Linked DNA regions of Homo sapiens: region 1 is linked to region 2. A link is an interaction called in ENCODE POLR2A ChIA-PET data of the cell type or tissue named here. Cell type or tissue: Panc1. All regions are shown on one strand. Each heading gives the region's core, and the rest is flanking DNA. Links, peaks and the distances in the headings are about the cores only. Region 1 overlaps SYT2 (synaptotagmin 2). Region 2 overlaps SYT2 (synaptotagmin 2).

Region 1 (2,918 bases), core at 130-2,629, 87 kb before region 2:
TAAACCCCCTTGTTTGCCACATTAGTGGCAGATCCTACTTCCCCCTCCCCGATTCCTGCAGGGGCTCTCCAAAAACCCAGCCTGAAATCTAAGCATTAGGAAAGAGCCCAGCCAATCACATCCCAGTGGTATCCCCACCCTTCTTCACCTCTCCCAGACTCTAGCCTTGCCCCACCCTCTCAGCCACCAGAGACACTCACAGGGAATCTTGTTTATCTCATTGAATAACTTCTCCTTCAGTTTGGCAAACATGTCCTCCTGGCTCTCCCCAGCACCCCCACTCTCAGTGGAGTTGTCCACGGGTCCAATGGGCATCGTGGCGGTGGTGGTGGCAGGAGCCACAATAGGCTCCTGGTTCCTCTTGAAAATGTTCCTCATGGTGGCAGAGGAAACAGCTGGGGACGAGAGGTGAAGAGGGCAGGGTGAGCATCCAGAGGTCGTCTTACCCTGAGAAAGCCCTGCCCAAAGGACCAGGAGAAGCTCTTTATAGATCAAAGATATTTTGCATAATATTAACAACTGTAGTAAACCAATAATAATAGACATCATCCAATTAGTACACAGTCAGCCTGAGCAGCATAGCAAGACCCTATCTTTAGAAATTTTTTTTTTTTAGTTAGGCATAGTGGGGGCTGAAGTGATAGAGGATCACTTGAGTCCAGGAGTTTGAGGTTACATGAGCTATGGGTGATTAAGTAAGGTTCTGTCTCTTAAAAAAAATAGTACATATATGTGCCAAGCACTGTGCAAAACACTTTCCATGCATTATTCATCTAATCCAAAAAATAACCTAATGGTTTTTATTGGTTCCATTTAACAGATGGGGAAACAGGTTCAGAGAGGTTAGATAGTTTTTCCAAGGTCACTTAGCTGTAAGTTCTGAAACTGAGGTTTGAACTGGTCTGCCCAACTCCAGAGCCTGTATAGCTAATCACTCTCCTATATCTCATTGAAATCTAACCTCACCACTCTAGGAAGGAGACAAGGTTTTACACTGAGGGCTCCTCTTTCAACCTCTCTCCTTGACTTCCAAGGATTTCTAGATACTACTCTGCCTAGAATCTCTGCCCAGCTCCATGACACTTGACTCTCCTCATCCCTGACTCCAATTCCTCCTCCTGCCCCGCGAGACTCCTCAGCTCTCTGCGGTTTCTTCACGGGCTCCCTCAGTGCCCACTCAGGGTTTGTTTTGACCTCTCCTGTAGGAAGACGGCACCCACATCTCCATCTCTAGCCCTTCCTCCCCGGTCTACTCTGTGGCCCCTACTCCAGGTTCATCTCTAGCCCTGCCCCCACATGCAGCTGTAGATTAGCCTTCCCGCATCAAAGATGTGATGTTTATTAATAACATAACCCAGACTTACTGTAGAAAATTTGGGGAGAGAGAGAGAAATCCCCCCATAATTCTACCCTCCAAAGTCAACTAGCATTTGGGGCATTCTATGCTGGTATTTTTTCTGAGTATGTTTTACATGTTGAGACCATACTATGTATAGTTTTTTTTCAAGATTTTTTACATAAAATTTCATCATAAGCCTTTTCCTTTATTGTTTTTTATTATTAAATAGCTACATAATATCCTACTATATGGTAACACCATAATTTTTTTAGCCATTCCACTGGTAGACATTTAGGCAGTTTTCAACTTTTTCCTAGTAAAACACTGAGCATAAATGTTGGTCTTCATTTAAGGCAATGTTCTTACGAGCTTCCAAACTCTGCCCCCCATAATTCTGTCCTCTCCACCAAGCTCTTTCTGCTCCTCAGGGCTATGCACTTATTTCTCAACTGAAAGTCCCATGAGGGCAGATCCTGTGTTGGCAACAGCACCCCTTGTGCCAAGCACACAGCGGGCACTCTGGGTATTTGTTGACTGGGCTCCTCTGAGGGAACATAGCAGCATACACCCACAGGTATTCCAGGATGCAAGAATAAACAGCACAACTCCCTGAGGCATCCGTTTTACTGAATGGCAATTTACAGTATTTTTAAATTAAAACAAGCTGGAAATAATAGAGTAGGATGCATACAGCACAAGAATTTAAAGAAAAAATGTGAGACTTTTCTCACTGCACGTTAGGTATGAGTTAACTCTCCTCTAGACTCAGGGTTCTTCTGAAGGAACATTTTAGGAGCTCTTAAGTTCTGTCCCTTCCTTTAAAAACCTGCTGAGATCCCCTCCCCAGCCCTGGAGACTGCTCCAGCCTTAAGTACTTCTGGTGGCCTGTACATTGATGCAATGTAGGTTCATTCACCAAGCATTTATTTAACTCTTACTGTCTGCCATGTTGAAATAGCCTTGACCCCAAAACTGGTCTTGAAGTGAAAAACCAAGGTCCACTGGACTTCGCCTCTGGGGACAAAGAGATGGGTCCGGTTTGGCGGGAACTGCAAGTAGCCACACAAAGGGATAAAGATGTGTGTCCAGGGCCTTCCGCCATGTCCATCTCCCCTCACTTCTACCACACTGTTCAGGGCTCTGTGACCTTTTTTTTTTAAAAAACAGCTTTATTGAGATGTAATTCACATATGTCACCCTTTAAAGTACACAGTTCAGTGCATTTTATTGTATTCACAGAATAGTGGAACAATTAGCATAACCTAAGTTAGAACATTTTTGCCACCTCAAAAAGAAACCCAGTCCCATTAGCAGTCACTCTCCATTCCCATCCTCTTCCCAGCTCCAGCAACCACTAATCTACTTTCTGACTCTATAGATTTGTCTATCCTAAACATTTCCTATCAATGGAATTATAAAATATGTGGTCTTTGTGACTGGCTTCTTTCATTTAGTATGATGTTTTCAAGGTTCATCTATGTTGTAGCATGTATCAGTATTTCATTCCCTTTTTATTGCCACATAGTATTCCATTGTGTAGATAGAAAACATTTTTTTTTTTTTTTGAGACAGGGTCTCA
Region 2 (2,918 bases), core at 225-2,724:
CAGATGAATCAAGAGGCCAGAAATGTGGTGCAGCCCTGCTACAGGCATACAAGGACACAGCTACCGTCTGGCACTCTATTCTCTCTCCCACCATCAAAGCACCCCCAGCCCTCATAGCTCTGGAGAGCTGCCAGTCTCTGCCCAGCACTCCACTCACATCTGGCTCCACACCACTCTATCCAGCCATGCTTCCTCCTCCCACTGCAGGCTGTTCCCACTGCAGCCCAGCTCTCCTACTGAAGTGGTGTCACTGCGACAGAGGGAGGGAGGGAGAGCCCAGATCTGGTACCCTGCTCTGACCTGACATAGAGAAGCCTTGGCTCTCCCCTCTAACCCCTATGTAGCTTGCTCCCCTCCAGGCGTGCTTATTCAACTCCAGCCTCATTTGGAGGCCCTATCCCCAGCTAAGCTCACATGCCCACTACCTGCCACAAAAACCTACCTAGCCCACCAAGAAAGGCTGCATTTTGCCTATGGGTGGGGCAGGCAATGAGGTATCTGGGATAATAAATATTACAGGGAAGAGTCCCCTGCTCTAAACATTTCAACAAGCTGGAGAAAGATGCAAGGCGCTGACTTTGGGAGAACATTGCCAGATTGCAGGACCTGAGGTCATGGCTTTCTATCACCTACAGGTTAAACTGGCCCCACTCTAACTCAGGCCTTGCATGTTAAGATTACTTTTAAAGACTTTCTGGAAAAGGCAATCATGGACACTCAGGCTCAGAGTGTGATTGAGCTTGGAGCTCATCCTCCTCATTTTACAGATGAAAAAGTGGGGCCCGTAAAGAGGAGGTGGCTTGGCTAAGATGTTACAGTCAGTAAAGGGCAGAAACAATGTTATACAACACTAGTTTTCTCCTCAGCCAGCTTCTACCTCCAAAATTGGAAAGTTAGGGCTGGGGGCAGTGGCTCACACCTGTAATCCCAGCACTTTGGGAGACCGAGGTGGGAAGATGGCTTGAGCCCAGGAGTTCAAGACCAGCCTGGGCAACATAGTGAGACTTTATCTCTACAAAAAAAAGTTTTAAAAATATTATTGAAAAAGAAAGAGGAGGTTAATAAGGCAGGAGAAGGAGGGGGAGGAAGTTAATAGGACTCAGCTTAAAATTTTTTAAAAATTTCAATAGGTTTTGGGGGAACAGATGGTGTTTGGTTACATGAATAAGTTCTTCAGTGGTGATTACTGAGATATTGATGCATCCATCACCCGAGCACTCAGCTTTTGACCCTACTGTCTGTGAGCAGAGGAGGGCAGCACTGAGCTCTGTCCATGGTGCTGAACCTCCCCATCTGGAGAAGCCATGGCTTGCATTTCTAAATACTGTTGGGGTTTCCAGAATTGCAAGGGTGCTACGGAGGATTCAGGGGCAAATTGATGACACAATCCAAGAGGCCATTTAAGTGAAGGTGGCAGAGACTAATTCCAAAGAGATAAATAGGCAGACCATATTTCAAGACAGATACCCTTCAAGACCATGGGGAAGGGTACAGTGCACAGTTCAAACCTCTCATTTCTACTCATCGCCTGCATCTGGGCATGACCACCTGACCCTACAATACTGAGATACAAGTCCTTTCAGAGAAGCTGAGTATGAGAAAACAGCATGACTTATACTGATGACTGAAACAGCCAAAGGGGAAACTTTCTAAGAAGGAAGCCACTGGAAGGGCAAGAAAAATTTGGAGCATGTGTAACAGGATTTGGGGCGATTTAGATAGGTCCTGCCAAGAGGCTGGAGGTTTGGAATAAAGATCTTTCAAGGTCATACCTCCAAAGTCCAGGATCATGACTGTGACCCTCCTGTGGGTCCCTGGAGTCAAGTTTGGGACAGTATCAAAAAAAAGATGCACTGTCCATTCCTCCTCTTGTTGCTGAGATTGTGTTAGTCCATTTTTGCATTGCTACAAAGAAATACCTGAGGCTGGTAAGTTATATTTTTAAAAGATGTTTAATTGGCTCATGGTGCTTCAGGCTGTATAGGAAGCATTGCACCAGCATCTGCTTCTGGGAGGACTTCAGAAAGCCTACAATCATGGTGAAAGGTGGAAAGGCAAGCAGGCACATCACATGGCAAGAGCCAGAGCAAGGTCGGGGGGTGGTGCCACACACTTTTAAACATCCAGATCTCTCATGAACTCAGAGCAAGAACTCACTCATTACCACGAGGAGGACACCAAGCCATTCATGAGGGATCTGACCCCATTACCCAAACACCTCCCACCCGGCCCCACTTCCAACACTGGGGATCACATTTCAACAAGTGATTTGGAGGGGATGAACATCCAAGCCATATCAGAGTTTTATGCATTTTCTAGCATAAATCCTTAGATGCCCCTGGGATACATGTGTAATGGTATCAGATTTGTGTTAGAAAAAAGGAGCTGAGTCTATCCTGAGCCCCAGACTGGCATTCCTGCTGAAAGAATCTAGAAGCTGCATTCTTCACAAGGCTTGGACTCTTCTTTTTCCCTTCAATATTGAGGGTGGATGACTGTGGCTTGCTGGCAGGGCAAATGTTCAGCATGTGTAAACAGACCACATACAAAGAGGCTGTTTTAGTAGGCGATGCACAGAATCCTGAATTTAAGTGGGCAGCCTGCCCACGTGGTGAGGGACACCTGCCTGCCCTATTGCAGGCTTGACTATCATAACTTAAGTCTCCTGAGGCTGAATTTACACACACACACACACACACACAAAGCCACACACCATCCCTAACTACAGCAATAACATTACGGCACTGATAAAGGAAGGGGTTCCGCCCTGCTAAGCCCTATTATGTCCAGCATTATTCACCACCACCTCCTCGTCCTTTCCCTCCTCCTTCTCCTCTTCCTTCTTCTCTTTGTTCCTCTTTTTCCTCTTCTTCCCCTTCTTATTCCTCCCTCTACCCCTCTCCTCTCCCTCCTCCTCC

The links. Peaks named below come from ENCODE experiments on the same cell type or tissue, not always from the same donor. Only the 100,000 strongest peaks of a DNase experiment are listed, where the experiment ranks them.
Region 1: POLR2A ChIA-PET joins it to region 2 with 5 read pairs; 2 of 35 experiments call an interaction of 5 or more read pairs at or near these places.

Annotation. Positions count from the first base shown.
Region 1 is chr1:202,605,395-202,608,312 of GRCh38, forward strand. It overlaps SYT2 (synaptotagmin 2), which reads right to left. Exons shown (of 9, transcript NM_177402.5): 2 at 201-395. The coding sequence starts at 378. Among named protein-coding and RNA genes, the nearest start is that of SYT2, 100 kb to the right of the region's middle. In Panc1, for the core only: no CTCF peak of the experiment used is centred there; no DNase peak of the experiment used is centred there.
Region 2 is chr1:202,691,881-202,694,798 of GRCh38, forward strand. All of the region lies in intron 1 of SYT2 (synaptotagmin 2), which reads right to left. Among named protein-coding and RNA genes, the nearest start is that of SYT2, 17 kb to the right of the region's middle. In Panc1, for the core only: no CTCF peak of the experiment used is centred there; a DNase peak (open chromatin) is centred at 1,255; H3K27me3 peaks cover 211 bases.